2 separate regions of the Homo sapiens genome follow, and region 2 is linked to region 1. Evidence: read pairs that join two places in POLR2A ChIA-PET (ENCODE). Cell type or tissue: K562. All regions are shown on one strand. Each heading gives the region's core, and the rest is flanking DNA. Links, peaks and the distances in the headings are about the cores only.

Evidence for each region. ChIA-PET counts read pairs that join two places held together with the same protein. Peaks named below come from ENCODE experiments on the same cell type or tissue, not always from the same donor. Only the 100,000 strongest peaks of a DNase experiment are listed, where the experiment ranks them.
Region 2: POLR2A ChIA-PET joins it to region 1 with 7 read pairs; 10 of 35 experiments call an interaction of 5 or more read pairs at or near these places.

Annotation. Positions count from the first base shown.
Region 1 is chr12:1,693,196-1,701,530 of GRCh38, forward strand. The region is part of intron 1 of ADIPOR2 (adiponectin receptor 2); the gene reads left to right. It also overlaps the pseudogene LOC100533654. Among named protein-coding and RNA genes, the nearest start is that of ADIPOR2, 6.3 kb to the left of the region's middle. In K562, for the core only: no CTCF peak of the experiment used is centred there; no DNase peak of the experiment used is centred there; H3K4me3 peaks cover 14 bases.
Region 2 is chr12:1,619,660-1,627,994 of GRCh38, forward strand. It overlaps a transcript of WNT5B not described here. Among named protein-coding and RNA genes, the nearest start is that of WNT5B, 5.4 kb to the right of the region's middle. In K562, for the core only: no CTCF peak of the experiment used is centred there; a DNase peak (open chromatin) is centred at 3,468.

The DNA of each region.
Region 1 (8,335 bases), core at 93-8,092:
CATATGCAGTCGTTTAGGTATTGTCTGTAGTTTCTTTTGGGGTACAGCAGCAGAGTTGAGTAGTTGTGCCAGAGAGCCATGTGGCCTGTAACACCTTATATTTATTTACTATGTGGACCTTAATATAAAAAGTTTGCCGAGCTCCATTAAAAATGATACATAGTCAATGTTGAAAATTTAAATGAGTCAGAAAATTGTAAAGGAGAAAGTAAAAGTTATTTACAAGTACACCACTTGGGGCTTTTTTTCTGTGATTATAGAATTTGTTGGTGATTATTTTTTATATAAATGAACTCAAATTGATAAATGTTGGTTTGTAATCTGCTTTTTTTTTTTTTTGTTCATTTTGTTTTTTGAGACGGAGTTTCGTTCTTGTTGCCCAGGCTGGAGTGCAATGGCACGATCTTGGCTCACTGCAACCTCTGCCTCCTGGGTTCAAGCAATTCTCCTGCCTCAGCCTCCCTAGTAGCTGGGATTACAGGTGTGCGCCACCAAGCCCGGCCAATTTTTTTTTTGTATTTTTAGTAGAGACGGGGTTTCACCATGTTGGCCAGGCTGGTCTCGAACTCCTCATGTGATCCACCTGCCTCACCCCTCAAAGTGCTGGGATTACAGGTGTGAGCAACCGTGCCCAGCCCTGTAATCTGCTTTTTTAAGAAGTATTTCATTATTTGTATTTGGATTTTGATTGCTTTTGTATTTTCTGCATTGGAGGTCTTTCTAGAAAGGGGCTTATGAACCGGGTTTTCATGATTAGTCTTACCAGTCAAGATTTAAAAAGAAAATCCAGGAATAATAAATGCTTGGTAATGAAGATGCTGGTTAACATTTATTGAGCACTTACTATGTACTAGACAATTTCCACTACTTTACGTGTATGAAATTATTTAATTGCTGTGGCAGCTCTGTGAGTGTATACTATGATTTCTGTTTTACAGGTGAGGAAACTAAGGCAAGGAGAAAAATTAAGTAACTGTTGGAAGTTTATCAGCTAGCAAATGGTGGAGCTAGGATTTGATTTCATGCAGTCTGATTTGAGAAACCCAAATTCTTAACAATATGCTACAGAGCCTCTACTTACATTATTGCTCAGTGTAGAAAGTTTAGACAGTCCAGAGATATACTGTCATCCCTTGGTGTCTGTAGGGACTGCTTCTAGGACCTTTGGTGAATATCAAGATGCACAGATGCTCAAATCTCTGATATAAATGGCATAGTATTTGCATATAACCTGTGCATATCCTCCCAAATACTTTATATCATTTCTAGATTACTTATAATACCTAATAGAATATAAATGCTATGTAAATAGTTGTTATACTGTATTGTTTGGGGAATAAAGACAAGAAAAAAAAGTCTGCATGTTTCAAATACAGATGCTATATTAAACTTTTTGGATCCAAGCTTGGTTGAATCCACAGACATAAGAGCCCATGGATATGGAGGGCCAACTGTATAATGTAAAAAAATTCCTTCTCATGCGCTAGTTTCCAGTTTTCATCCTTTGTAGATAACCAGGGGCAACAGTTTGATATAGGTCTTTTCACCTCTCTTTGTGTGCATATACAAGTAATTATTTGCAGATTTGTCTGCATATTCAGAATTTAAAAATTACACTTTTTTTTAGCAGCTTTAGATGTACAGAAATTTGAGCCGATAGCACAGAAAGTTCCCATATTCCCTTCCCTTCCCTCGTTTCTCCTATTGCAAACATCTTGCATTAATTTGGCACATTTATTGCATTTGATGAGCCCATATCAATATGTTGTTATTTATTGGTCTATAGTTTACATAGGGCTTATTCTTTGTGTTGCAGTTTTTTTTTTTTTTTTGTTTTGTTTTTTTAAGATCTCACTCTGTATCTCAGGCTGGAGTGCACTGGTGCCGTCATGGCTCTGCAGCCTCGACCTCCCGGGCTCAAGCGATCCTCCCACCTTAGCCTCCCAAAGTGTTAGGGTTACAGACATGAGCCACTGCACTTGGCCGAGAGTTATTTTTTACAAAAATGGGATCAAGCCCAGTGGTGGCTTGCGCCTGTAGTTCCAGCTACTTGGGAGGTTGAGGTGGGAGGATTGCTTGAGGCTAGGAGTTTGAGACCAGTCTGGGCAACACAGCATGACTCTGACCAGTCTGGGCAACACAGCATGACTCTGTCTCTTAAAAAAAAAAAAAAGTGGGCTGAGGGTGGTGGCTAACGTCGGTAATCCTTGCACTTTGGGAGGCCAAGGCAGGTGGATCACCTGAGGTCAGGAGTTCGGGACCAGCCTGGCCAACATGAATGAAACCCCCTCTCTACCAAAAATATATTAAAAAAAAAATTATCTGGGTATGGTGGCGCGCGCCTGTAATCCCAACTACTCAGGAGGCTGAGGCAGGAGAATCGCTTGAAACTGGGAGGTGGAGGTTGCAGTGAACCGAGATTGCACCACTGCGCTCTAGCCTGGGCAACAGGAGCAAAACTCCATCTCAAAAAAAAAAAAAAAAAATGACGAAACCCGTCATTCAGCAGTCATTCACCTTTTTTGGTGGTTTTCAGGATATAGTGCTTTTGGACTTTCTAATGTAAACATTCTTGATTTACTAATTTTCAGATTAATGACAATTTATTTTGGGAATGGAAGGCTGGCTTGGATGTTACTTTTTCTCTCTTTTTATTTTTCTATTTTTTTTTTTAAGTGTATCTCATAGTGGCAGCAGCTTTTCCCCAAAGGAATGCTTATTTTTTTTGACGGGACATTCTGGCTATACCTAATCATCAAAGTTCTTCTTTTTTCTCTTTATCTCTGGATTTGGAAAATGATTCATTTTGGTTTTCTTCCTCATAAATTCTTTTTGGTCTGTCCAGCCATTGCAGTTGCTAGTCATGTCTCCTTGTCAGACTTTGGCTTTTTATGACTGTCATCAATGTTAGAAAAAATTACTTGCTCCTTATCACTATTTCAATACATTTCCTCTTGGGCTTTCCCTGGGGGCAGCACTGAATTTTTTCCTTAGTTGAGCCATGCAGATTTTCTAGAAGTCATCGTTTAGTTTGGCTTTTCACTCCTCCATGGGTGCTGTTCAGCTTCTAGGAGATTTCTTGCAGTTTCTACTTGTCAACAGATTCACCAGCAGCACCCTCCTCCTCACTGAGACTGGTGCTTCCCCACCCATCTTTATCATTTTCAGCCTTCTCTTTTTCTTTCTCTTTTCTTTTTTCCTTCTTTTTTTTTTTTTTGGTTACAGCGTCTTACTCTGTTGCCCAGACTGGAGTGCAGTGGTGCAATCGTAGCTTACTGCAACCTCCGCTTCATGGGCTCAAGTGATCCTCCCACTTCAGCTTCCCAAGTAGCCGGGATTACAGGCATGCACCACCATGCCTGGCTAATGTTTGTATTTTTTGTAGAAACAGGGTTTTGCCATGTTGTCCAGGCTGGTCTTGAACTCCTGGCCTCGAGCGATCCTCCTCCCTCAGCCTCTTGAATAGCTGGATTTAACAGGCAGGAGCCATTGTCCCTGGCCATATTCTTGCACTGTTGATTTTACTGGGGCCTCTGTCAGCTTACCCTGGAATTCTGCATCATCTGAGGATTTGGAAGAACTGAATCACAGTTATAGTAGACAGCATCATATTCTTATCCTTGTGTGTTTTATACTGGGACAGGTCTTGAGGAAGTTCTTCTGTCATGGCTAGGGGACATTGAGCTATTACCTCTTATAGCACTGATTTGGACTGTCATGTCTTCCCTAAAGTTCTTGTCCATAACATAATGGATGGTCACAGTCATGAGCAATAACTGAGTGATCTCTGGGACTAACAGGTGATGAAATGCATGTTTAGCAAACAGTGATTTCTGTTACTTCTCTGTGGTGCAGCAGCAGAAACTTTTGCCCAAAGGCATAGAAGTTAGAGGGCTTATGAATTTCTGCCAATCTGGAGATAAGATTTATGAGCATCATGTTAACTCAAACCTCTGCTTAGAGATTTCTAGCTGTGTGCTTCAGGAGTGTTTTGGTAAAACTTTGAGGATCATGAATAAAGCTAATAGCTTAAAAGTTAAACACTGTGAGTTTTTTCTTCTTTTGTTTCCTGGGCACTTTTCATAACCTTTTCAGTGTTTTGTGTTTGGAGCCACTCTTCCCAGTGACATACTGCACTTGTAGGTCTCTTGTCACTTTATCCTCAGATTCTGAGTCTGTCCTATTTGTTTCTCTTCTTCATCTTATCCTAGGAAGAATGTCAAGGTGGCAACCAATATCTCAAAACATGCAGTTGTGATGACATTGACAGTTTTGGCATCAGTCCGGATGTTTCTTGTAGAGTTCAGTCATCACATCCAAAGATATCTTGGCTGCAGTTACATTGCTGTCTCTTAACACGATGTATATGAAATTCTGCAGTACTATATCCACTTTATTCTTGTGTTTTACAGTTATATTCTTGCTATCAGTCACAACATGAGTATGTAAAGTCTCAAAAGCTTATTATGGCAACTTGGAAGTTCAAAAAAGAGCTCTAGCAAACTTGATGGATGGATATGATACTTCTCAGCAAGATCAAAGCTTTGTAAAATGTTATTAGATGATTTTGATTCAAGACAGTACAGTATAATTGTAGGAAAGTAGATCTTTTAGCTCTTGAGGAAAGTTACTTAGATGTTCTGGGTAACAGTGACCAATCTGTGCCATAAATATCACCAGCTCTGTCAATTCTTTGCCAGGTTTATTGGTTTTAATTTGAGAATCTCCATATTGGATTTGTAGTGTATATAGTACTGCTGTAGTAACCCTTTAATGTCAGCCAGTGGCTCCACTTTATTAGATTCTATAACTGCTGCTTGTTACTGGGCAGCTAGTTTCTGCAGGACATGTTGGCTGTAGACTGGATCCACAGTGAGTAGTTCTCAGAGAACCCGTACTGCTGACATTTGCAAACCCATTTCAGCTGTGGTGTGGAGCTGTGGCGTTGTACTTCTGGATGTGACCAGAAACAGTGTTTGGGAGCTCAGCAGGTGGTGCTGTCTTGGCTGATTGTGTGTGTGTGTGTGTGTGTGTGTGTGTGTGTATTTTATTTAATTTCTGAGACAGGGTCTTGCTCTGTCACCCAGGCTGGAGTGCCATGGCACAATCACGGCTCACTGCCCTCTCGAACTCAAACAGTCCTCCCAACTGAGACTCCCACGTAGCTGGGACTATAGATGCACGCCAGGCTAATTTTTGCATTTTTAATGGAGACGAGGTTTTGCCATGTTGCCCAGGCCGGCCTTGAACTCCTGGACTCAAGTGATCCTCTTTGCCTTAGCTTCTCAAAGTGCTGGGATTATAGGCTTGAGCCACCATGACAGGCCCTGTGTGTGTGTTTTTAAAATTAATATTTGTGGCTTACTTTACATCTGCATCTACTCTCTTCTTTTTAGTAGTTCTCTAGTGTAGTATTATTAAATGGATATGCTATAACTTAATACTGCTCTTACTGATGGATATTTAGATTATATAAATGGATTGTAAATTGCCCATACATTTTATGTATATTTATTGCAAGCTAATTCCCCTTTAGTAATTTTGTAATAGTTGAAGAAAACACATTTTTCATTTTGATGTGTGTTATCACATTGCCACCCAGAAAGGTCACAGCAATGTAAACTCTCACCAGAAATGTGGGTGGAGTCTAGCTTCTCTGTGTCATTACAAATTAAAAAAAAAAATCTTTGTTTATCTGATAGGAGGTTAAGCATTTGCAGTATATTCTATCTAACTGGGAGATATGCTTTGTTTCAATAGCATTCTTTTAAAGTTGATTTACGATTACTTCAGGTGGAGCATGCATTCTGTTCCCGGGCCTCCCTTAGGTGGAGCTGCTTCACCTATTTACATTCTCTGCTTGGCTCTTGAAAGCATATGGTTTTGTTATCACTGATCAAAAAGAATCTGGGTGCCTGCCTAATAGACTATATATTTCTTGAGGGTAAGGAACGTGTAACTTTCTTGATAATCTACTGGCAGTTCCGGTATATAGCAGGTGGTAAGTAAATGGTCTTTTAAAAATCTAAATTGGTTCATGAACCAGTAACTGTTGGGGTTACTGCTGAGTGAAGTGCTTTAATTTTGTTAAAAATAATATTTTCAAATTGTGAAATACAAACTTGAAAAACTGCAGTGCATGCTGGGTGCGGTCGCTCAGGCCTGTAATCCCAGCACTTTGGGACGCCAAGGTGGGCGGATCACCTGAGGTTGGGAGTTTGAGACCAGCCTGGCCAACATGGCGAAACCCCCGTCTCTACTGAAAATACTAAAACAAAACAAAACAAAAAAAACCAAAAACAAAAATTAGCCAGGCATCATGGCCACTGCCTGTAATCCCTGCTACTTGGGAGACCGAGGCAGGATAATCACTTGAACCCGGGAGGCAGAGGTTGCGGTGAGCCGAGATAGCACCATTGCACTCCAGCCTGGGCAACAAGAGCGAAACTCCGTCTTAAAAAGAAAAGAAAAACTTCATTATAAAATTGTCACTTTGGCATATGTTGTCTCTCATCTTTCAACTCTAAGATAAGTTAAATAGGACGAACTGATATCTTAGGACCTGTTAGGAAATAATTAGCCTATTTTATAAGTACATTTGGTATTTAGAAATTGGAAGTTGAGGAATTTATTAAAAAGGGGATTTGTTTAACATTACTTATGGTTTTGAGTTTTCTGGATTGGAGTATACCATGTGTTAGAAGGGGATATATGTTGGCCAATGATATTATAGATTGGCTTAATTAGACAAGTGTCCAGACAGAAGGAAAAGGGAAGCTAAATTCTGAGAATTGCCAGATTATCTTCAGGCATGGGAAAAATAACTGGAAAAGGACACTTAAGTTTTTTAATGGAAGACTACAACAAAATGATATTTTCTTTATAACTGATCATATTACACATTCTTACTGGATTTATTGAATATAAGAATATTCTTATTTCCACAATGTCTGTGTACTAGAGAACAAAACACAAAGCATATGGTCTTAAAAGGGGCAAAATTAGTTAGCTTATTACACTTTGGCCATTTAGGCCTTTCTTTTGTATGTTTGTTGTTAGTATATCAGCTGATTATTTTTCATTGACAGCATATTCACTTTAATCTTGTATGTTTTGAAATTAAGTTTAGTGAACATGTATGCCTAGTTGTATCCATGTATCCATTCCTTTGGTTAAGGAGGATGTCTTTGTGGTAGGGGTTACATTATGAAAACTTCAGCAGAATGGCACAGAAGATTGACTTTATTTTCTTGAAATTTATTTTATCCTATTTCTTCCAGAAAGGATATCTGGTAACTTAAAATAAAAGATCTGGAAGTGTAATAAAATATGTGTAAAAAGAAGAAATCAGGGAAAGGACAAAGCATATATTCTTTTCCCAAGTGACAGCATAATTCAATGACTAAGAATAAAAATTGGGTTTGAGTTTGCTTGGCAGCGAGGGTAAAAATGGAAGTATGGTAAAATACATAGCACTAAACTAAAAGGAGGAACAAGACCAATTTTTCAGGGGTGAAATCCTCTCTTCACAGATTTCTAAGAAACTATTTAAACTGGACATTATATAAAAGCTGTTTTGTTGTTGTTAGTGGCCCTAGATTTAAAAAAAAAAAAAAGGTGAGGGCTAAGCATTAAGATTTCAAGCCAATGAAATACATTTTAGGGGTTGATTTGAATTTAGGCTGCAGATGTATGTTTTATTTGGCCAATATATGTTTTTTTTCCTTAAAATATTTCAAACATACATGAGACTACAGAGACCAATATAATTAACATTCATATATTAACCATACAGCTGTAGCATATCTTAGCATGTTCCCATATTTCTCATTTTTTTGAGGAAAAAAAATCATGTACAGTTGAAGCAACTTCTTGGATTACAGTTTACTTTCTTCCCAGAAGTTAACTATTATTCTGAGTATGGTGTTGATCTTTTTTTTTTTTTTTTTTTGGAAACAGGGTCTCACTCTGTCACCCAGGCTAGAGTACAGGGGTATGATCATGGCTCACTGCAGCCCATCTCCTTTGCTTGAGCAGTCCTCCCACTTCAGCCTTCCAAGTAGCTGGGAACTCAGGTTTACACCACTGTGCCCAGCTAATATTTGTATATTTTGTAGAGATTGGGTTTCGCCTGTTGCCCAGGCTGGTCTCCTGTGCTCAAGCAGTCCATCCACCTCGGCCTCCCAAAAGTGCTGGGATTACAGGTGTGAGCCACCACTCCTGGCCTGATCATTTTTAATGCATGTTTTTATGTAATTACTACATGGGTATATATTCACAAATCATAGTATTGCTTTGCATATTTTCAGATTTGATGTAAATGATATATTCTGCT
Region 2 (8,335 bases), core at 310-8,309, 73 kb before region 1:
AAGTGAGACAGAGGGTGATTTTGCCATATCCTCATTTCCTGGACTGAGCAAGAGAGGAAGCGAAATGCTGAGTCGGCTCCTGGCGTAGCGGCTGCCATTCATGTGCCGTTGATCCAGGCCTGGCACTGCGAGAGCAATACCCATTGGTTTGCACAGAACTCCCTCCCACCAGCCCCACCTGCCCTCAAATAGTCATCCCACGTGGTTGTCTCTACCTAAATTTCCCAACATGTTTCTTTTTGAGTATGAGGATCTTCTTTTTTAAGTCAAAAAATAAAAATAAAAAAGGTCACATGCCCCATGAGACCATAATTGTACTTTCCGCCAAGAAAATATAATATATAAAGACCTTCAAGCCATTAGGTATTAATATGACTTTTTTATTTTTAAATATTTTTGTTGTCTAATATAATGCAGAAAATTGCATACAGCATAATACATGCACAACTTAATAAACTGCTGTAGTGTGAACTGCCACATATCCATCACCAGGTTGGAAAATAGAACATTGCTGGTATCCCAGGAACTTCCTCGAGCCCCTTCCTCATCACAGCCCCCTCCCTTGGAAACCACTCCCTGATGTCATCATTTCCTTGCTTGCTTTTCTTTATGGCTTAACCACCAATGTGTGGGTCCCCAAACAAGATAGTTTTGCTATGAATGGAACCATAGTTCATATACTTTCTTGTGACTTGCTTCTTCTCAATATTATGTTCAGAAGATCCATGCATGTGGTTGCATGTAACTTGTAGTTTGTTTTCCTTCCTGCATAATAATTCTTTGTTGTAATATATCACAGTTAATTGTTTTGTCCATTCTATTGTTGATGGATATTGTTGCTTCTGGTCTGAGGCTATCAAGAGTGCTGCTATTCTTTTGTTGTTGTTTTTTTTTTTTGACATGGAGTCTCAGTTTGTCACACAGGCTGGAGTGCAATGGCGCGACCTTGGCTTACTGCAACCTCCGCCTCTTGGGTTCAAGTGATTCTCCTGCCTCAGGCTCCCAAGTAGCTGGGACTACAGGCACCCGCCACCACACCCAGCAAATTTTTTTTTTTTTTTTTTAGACGGAGTCTCGCTCTGTGGCCAGGCTGGGGTGCAATGGCACGACCTTGGCTCACTGCAACCTCCACCTCCCGGGTTCAAGCGATTCTCCTGCCTCAGCCTCCCAAGTAGCTGGGACTACAGGCATGCGCCACCACCCCTGGCTAATTTTTCTATTATTGGTAGAGACAGGTTTCACCATGTTGGCCAGGATAGTCTTGATCTCTTGACCTCGTAATCTGCCCGCCTCAGCCTCCCAAAGTGCTGGCATTACAGGTGTGAGCCACCGCGCCCCACCCTGTTATTTTGAAAGTTAGAGAACTGCCATGGGGAAATTCATTTATCCTTTCAAGAGATAAGAATGGGACATAAGATATTGCAATTTGTTAGAGAAAAAGAGGTCAATTAGCAGGCTCTTGTAGTAGCTCATAGTATGACAATAGGAATGTTGAGTAGGGAATATATTCAAAAAACACTATAGAGATACAATCAAGAGACCTTGGCAATTGATTTGACGTGGAAGGCAAAGAAGAGGGAGGAGTCACAAAGGATACCAAGATTTCAGGCCTGGATACAGGAAGAGAATTGGAAGACAGAGAACACGCATGATTGATATGAAGGTGTGTAATCAATCAGCATTTTAACTTCTATATTTGGCTCTCTAGGAAGATTCACTCAACCCACATTTTATGATCAAAAGGACAGTATCCAGGGTGACTGGTCCCCTATGTCTTTGACCCCATTCCTGCAGTGTTGCCCCCAGAAACTGGAAGCATGTCATGATGGGAGTTTTCCTGGGTAATTGATGCTGAATTATCAATGGGAATACCAAATCAGATTTTTTAAAAAGTTAATTTAACATTTATTATTTTTAGAGACCTCTGTCATCCAGGCTGGAGTGCAGTGGTACAATCATAGCTCACTGCAGCCTTGACCTCCTGTGATCCTCCCGCTTCAGCCTCCTAAGTAGCTAGGATTACAGACATGTGCCACCATATCCAGCTATTTTTTTTTTTTTTTTTGGTAGAGATGAGGCCTCACTATGTCGGCCAGGCTGGTCTCAAACTCCTGGCCTCGAGTGATCCTCCCATCCCGGCCTCCCAAAGTGCTGGGATTACAGATGTGAGCCACCATGCCTGGCCCCATATTAGATTTTGGAGGGACTACATAAATTTCACGAACAAGCAATTCTGAAAACAGTGGAAATTATTGAAGTCCTCCTTCATTGCACTATCTCTCCTCTTCTTCGAAAAGCACCTTGAAATTTTCTCTTTGACCAAACCACATCTTCATGTGAAATCCTTTCTGCTGTTTTCCTCCTGTTAAAAGCCCTCATATTCTTCAAGGCCCTACTCAAATCCCACATCCTGAGTACAGCTGCTCCCTTAGGCTCTTCTGACACTTCTTTTTTTTTTTTTTTTTTTTTGAGACGGAGTCTCGCTCTGTCGCCCAGGCTGGAGTGCAGTGGCGTGATCTCGGCTCACTGCAAGCTCCGCTTCCCGGGTTCACGCCATTCTCCTGCTTCAGCCTCCTGAGTCGCTGGGACTACAGGCGCCCGCCACCACGCCCGGCTAATTTTTTGTATTTTTAGTAGATGACACTTCTTATAGTGTACTTTTCTGGGCAGGTTTTCTGTTTTCCCCAGCTAGACCAATGCACCTTGGGGCACTCCCCAAGGTCTTACACATTTTTACATTATCTTATTAAGCAGTGCCAGCCTTTACTCTTAGAAGCTGAATGTTACTTATGTCTTTGAGGAAAAGACAGAGAGTTATGTCTGGGACCAGGAATCTCCAAAATCTCAATTAGCAGTGGATTCTCAGATAAGGGGAGGTACAGTCAAGCAGCTTCCTCACAGCAAATGGACCAAGTTGTATGGAAGTCGAAGGGACTCTCCTTGTCTTCATGAGAGGCTGGCCTTCGTGGCCTGCTTCCTCTTTCCCTGAGAGCCAGAGGAGGGCTTTTCTTTTCTTTCAGTCAACAAATATTTTTCTAGCAACTCCCACATACCCCTGTGTACTATCCTATCCACTGGGGAGAAAATGGTAAATAAGACCGTTTCCAGAGCATATGAGGGACAGAAACAAAAGCACAACAGATGAGCATGCCACACTATTCCATGTCACATTAAATGCTGTGGCTAAAACATGTGAGAAGCTAGAAATAGAATGATGCTGCTGGGGGCCTTCTTTGGCAGAGATGGTTAGAGAAGGCCTCTTGGAAGGTGTGGCCTCAATGACAAAGGAGCTTGCTCTGCACAGAGAGAGGAGAAACCATTCCCAGAAGTCGGCAAGGCACAGCGGGGAGAAACAGGATGGGTTTGGGTAAGGAGGTATCAGGAGTTTGGGGTTCTAAAGCACAGCATGAAATCCTAAAGAGGATGGAAAGGTTGGCGGGGCCAGATTCTGGAAGGCGTCATGTAATGGGGTGAGGAGTTATGACTCATCCTTTAGGAGATAGGAAACCTTTGAAGGGTTTTTTGTTGTTTTTTTTTTTTTTTTTTTTTTTTTTGAGACGGAGTCTCGCTCTTTAGCCCAGGCCGGACTGCAGTGGCACAGTCTCGGCTCACTACAAGCTCCGTCTCCCAGGTTCACACCATTCTCCTGCCTCAGCCTCCCGAGTAGCTGGGACTACAGGCGCCCACCACCACACCCAGCTAATTTTTTGTATTTTTAGTAGAGATGAGGTTTCACCGTGTTAGCCAGGATGGTCTCCATCTCCTGACCTCGTGATCCGCCCGCCTCGGCCTCCCAAAGTGCTGGGATTACAGGCTTGAGCCACCGCGCCCGGCCTCTTTGAAGGGTTTTAAGCAAAGAAGTCACATGGTCAAATCTAAGCTTTGAACAGAGCTCCTCGATCGCTATATCTACTGAAAGGCAAGACAGTTTTGTGCTATCGAAGTAAGAGCCTTTCTTGCTGAGGACATAGTTTCTTGGTGAGTTTCACTGTTAAGGCCAATCTAAAATGTCCCTCCACGTTCTCTCCAAACCTTATGTTTCTTCACGTGCACTCTGTACCTCACCTCTGCATCTTCCATGAGCCCCTCACACCAAACCAGGATCCACCCTTCCAGACCCATAGCTCTTGACCTGGTTTGTCTTTTCCATCCCAAAGTAAAACTAAGTACCAACTCTTTAAAACTATTATGTTTTAATTCCTCCAGCTTTAAGCAGCCTGGCCTGTTCTCAACCCACATATCATTTTGGCTAGGGGAGAAGTCTAGTTCTTTCCGCCCACAAGGCTGTGTGTGTATCTAAGTGTGTGTATTAATACTAGTAACTTTGCATGTTTTGTAAACCTTGCTTTTTGTGATATCTCCTGCATATCAGAATGTTGTTTTCTGACTTTCACACTATTCGCAGCCGTAGTAACAGGGCAATGGTGCAACGAAGAAAAGAAAGAGGCTGGGTACCGCGGCTCACGCCTGTAATCCCAGCACTTTGGGAGGCCGAGGCAGGTGGATCACCTGAGGTCAGGAGTTCAAGACCAGCCTGGCCAACATGATGAAACCCATCTCTACTAAAAATGCAAAAATTAGCCGGTCGTGGTGGCAGGCACCTGTAATCCCAGCTACTCGGGAGGCTGAGGCACAAGCATCACTTGAATCGGGAGGCGGAGGTTGCAGTGAGCTGAGATCATGCCACTTGCCTAGGCAACAAAGTGAGACTCTGTCTCAAAAAAAAAAAAAAAAAAAAAAAAGAGAAAGCAGAGAAGGTGTTATGCTCTAGTGACAGGGAGGACCTGTATTTGGGGAAGAGTAGAAAGATCTGGATTCCAAGCCAGGGTCAACCATTCAATTGCTGTATGAACAAGTACTTAATTTTAGTTTCCCTGTTTTCAAAGTGAGAATAATAATGGCATATGCCACAAATGTTGGCAGAGATTAAATGAGAAAAATAGATGTGAAACATTTAGTGCAGTGCACTAAGAGGTGCTCAATAAATGTTGATTAATACTAGCTATTGTCACTGGTTATCAATCAAAAGACATTTGTTACTGCTGAGTAAAACCATACTGGGCGCAAAGGGGCTCGCAGAGAAAGTAGAAAAGGTAAGTTTGAACCTTTAGGAAGCATTTGATCTACTAGAGAAGTAAGAAGTATATACTTCACCTGAGAAACAGCCCAAGGCAGCATAAGTGGGGTAGGGAGGTGCAGACCAGATACATGGATTCATAAGGGCCGAAGAGGTTGAGACCTCTTCGGTCTCAACCCATGAGAATGAGATTCTCATGGGGTGGGGTTAATCAAGCACAGTTTTATGGAGGGAGTGAATCTTGAGCCTGGATGTGAAAGTAGTTTAATATCTGGATTGCTGCAGAGCAGAGGAGAATGCTTCCTTGGGAAGAGGATCAGAATGAGGTCTTGGGGGAAAAGTGGGGTTTGTTCTAGGAGTAGAAGGACATTGGAAAAGGAGACTTCATGTTGGGAAATTCAGGAAAACAATGAGAGGTAAGATGAGGCCACATTGGAAATAAAGAACTGGGAACCACTATACGTTTTCAAATAGGGGAATATTATGATGTAAAATTAGTATTTTAGGGAAAACTGGTATTGTGTCTATGTGCACTTGTGAGTGAGACCACGAAGAACTACTCTGGTGTTCAGATGCCAGAAGGGTGAGTACTCACCTGGAAATTGGGAAGGAAATGAGTGAACCTGATGTACATTTTAGGAGGTATTTGTCTATTGTGCTGAGGTCCATAAACAGTCTTTCTCTACAGTACGAGAAATGAGTGGCCAAAGGGAGAGAAGCCACAGGACTCCAGCTAGCAAGGCCTGCTCCTCCTCCACCTGCCCCTCCCCTGTCCCATGGAAATCATCCAGTCTGAGGCCCCTCCTTCAACAGCAATGCAGCCAGGAGTTCACAAAGGGAAGCATTTCCTTTCCAAAGACTGCTAAGATGGTTTACCCTGTTATGCCAGGAATGTTAACAAAATTGCAAATGTACTTTTATTCTTTTGTTTTTTCTCTTTTTTTTGAGACGGAGTCTCACTTTGTCACACAGGCTGGAGTGCAGTGGTGCAATCTCGGCTCACTGCAAGCTCCACTTCCCAGGTTCAAGCGATTCTCCTGCCTCAGCCTCCCAAGTATCTGGAATTACAGGCACCCATCACCACGCCCAGCTAATTTTTGTATTTTTAGTAGAGATAGGTGTTGCCATGTTGGCCAGGCTGGTCTCAAACTCCTGACCTCAAGTGATCCACCTGCCTCAGCCTCCCGAAGCGCTAGGATTACAGGCATGAGCCACCGCACCCTGCCTGTTTTTTTTCTCTCTCTTTTTTTTTTTTTTTTTGAGGCAGGGTCTCAATCTGTCACCCACGCTGAAGTGCAATAGCACAATCACGACTCACTACAGCCTTGAACTCCTGGGCTCAAGCGATCCTCTGGCCTCAGCCTCCCAGGCACCACCATGCTCGGCTAACTTTAGATTTTTTTGTAGAGACAGGGTCTCACTGTGTTGCCTAGGCTGGTCTTGAACTCCTGGGCTCAAGCAAGCCTCCCACCTCAGCCTCTCAAAGTGCTGGGATTATAGGTGTGAGCTACTGCACCTGGCCACAAGTGTATTTTTTTTTTTTTGAGACAGAGTTTCACTCTTGTTGCCCAGGCTGGAGTGCAATGGCGCAGTCTCAGCTCACTGCAACCTCCACCTCCCGAGTTCAAGCAATTCTCCTGCCTCAGCCTCCCGAGTAGCTGGGATTACAGGTATGTGCCACCGTGCCTGGCTAATTTTGTATTTTTAGTAGAGACAGGGTTTCTCCATGTTGATCAGGCTGGTCTCGAACTCCTGACCTCGGGTAATCCACCTGCCTCGGCCTCGCAAAGTGCTGGGATTACAGGCGTGAGCCACTACTCCAGGCCAAGTGTATTTTTTTTTTTTTCAGACGGAGTCTCACTCTATCGCCCAGGCTGGAGTGCAGTGGCACGATCTTGACCCACTGCACGCTCCGCCTCCCAGGTTCACGCCATTCTCCTGCCTCAGCCTCCTGAGTAGCTGGGACTACAGGCGCCCGCCACCACACTGGGCTAATTTTTTTGTATTTTCAGTAGAGACGGGGTTTCACCGTGTTAGCCAGGATGGTCTCGATCTCCTGACCTCATGATCTGCCCGCCTCGGCCTCCCAAAGTGCTGGGGTTACAGTTGTGAGCCACTGCGCCCGGCCGCCAAATGTATTTTTAAATTACACATTCTATAGCTCCCCACTGGGTGACCAAGTAAGAGTGCTTTTCTTTTCTTTCAGTCAACAAATATTTTTCTAGCAACTCCCACATACCCCTGTGTACTATCCTATCCACTGGGGAGAAAAATGGTAAATAAGACCGTTTCCAGAGCATATGAGGGAAAGAAACAAAACCACAACAGATGAGCACGCCACACTATTCCATGGCACATTAAATGCTGCGGCTAAAACATGCAAGAAGCTAGAAGTAGAATAATGGCGATGGGGGCCTTCTCTGGGAGGGATGGTCAGGGAAGGCATCTTGGAAGGTGTGGCCTCAGTGACAAAGGAGGCCTGCTCAGCACCCTTGAAGAGGTCCCCACCTAGGCTCGTGGCTATTTCTGGACAGGTTTCTGGATGTGACGGTGCCTGTCTGAGGAGAGGGGCAGATGTGGGAGGTGGCTCCATTTCCTGCAGGAGTCTTGAGATGCTTGAGTCCCTGGGTGCTGGGGAAGTCAGTTCTAGATATCAGTGGGTTTGTGTGAATGGCTAATGACCTGAAATCAACCCCTCATCCTGTGGGGCAGAGATGTTGTTTCAGGCACTGCTCTGAAGTATGGTGGAAAGCACAGAGTTGCTTGGGGTCTCAGCTTTACCTGTCCCGGTCTCTCTTTTTGGTCTCTTAACTCTAGGCTGGATGGACATGGCCCCTTAAGGAAATGAAAGTGAGTGACTGAGTCCTAGCAGAAAAAGGAGGAGATCTTGGAGTTCCTGTCTTCCAACACGCACCTCTTTGGTTGTGATGGTGAAGTGGGACAGTGCCATCTCAGCAGGGACCTTGGATGTGCTCTAGAGGGGGTCTTGGAGGTGTAGCATCGTTACATCCCCTCCCACCATCCTGCCTACACAGTGGTTTTGGGGGCACAGATATTTCAGAGAGTAGTCTTCCCAAGAACCCTACATCAAGTATGCTACCACCCCTTCCCATTCTTGATTCTGGTCCCCTCTTTATTTTCCTCATAGTATTCACTGGACCTAACTTATGATACATTTGTTTGTTCACTGCCATGTCTCTGGCACTTAGAGCAGTAACTGGCACATATTAGGCACCCAGGGTGTAATTCATTTGATTA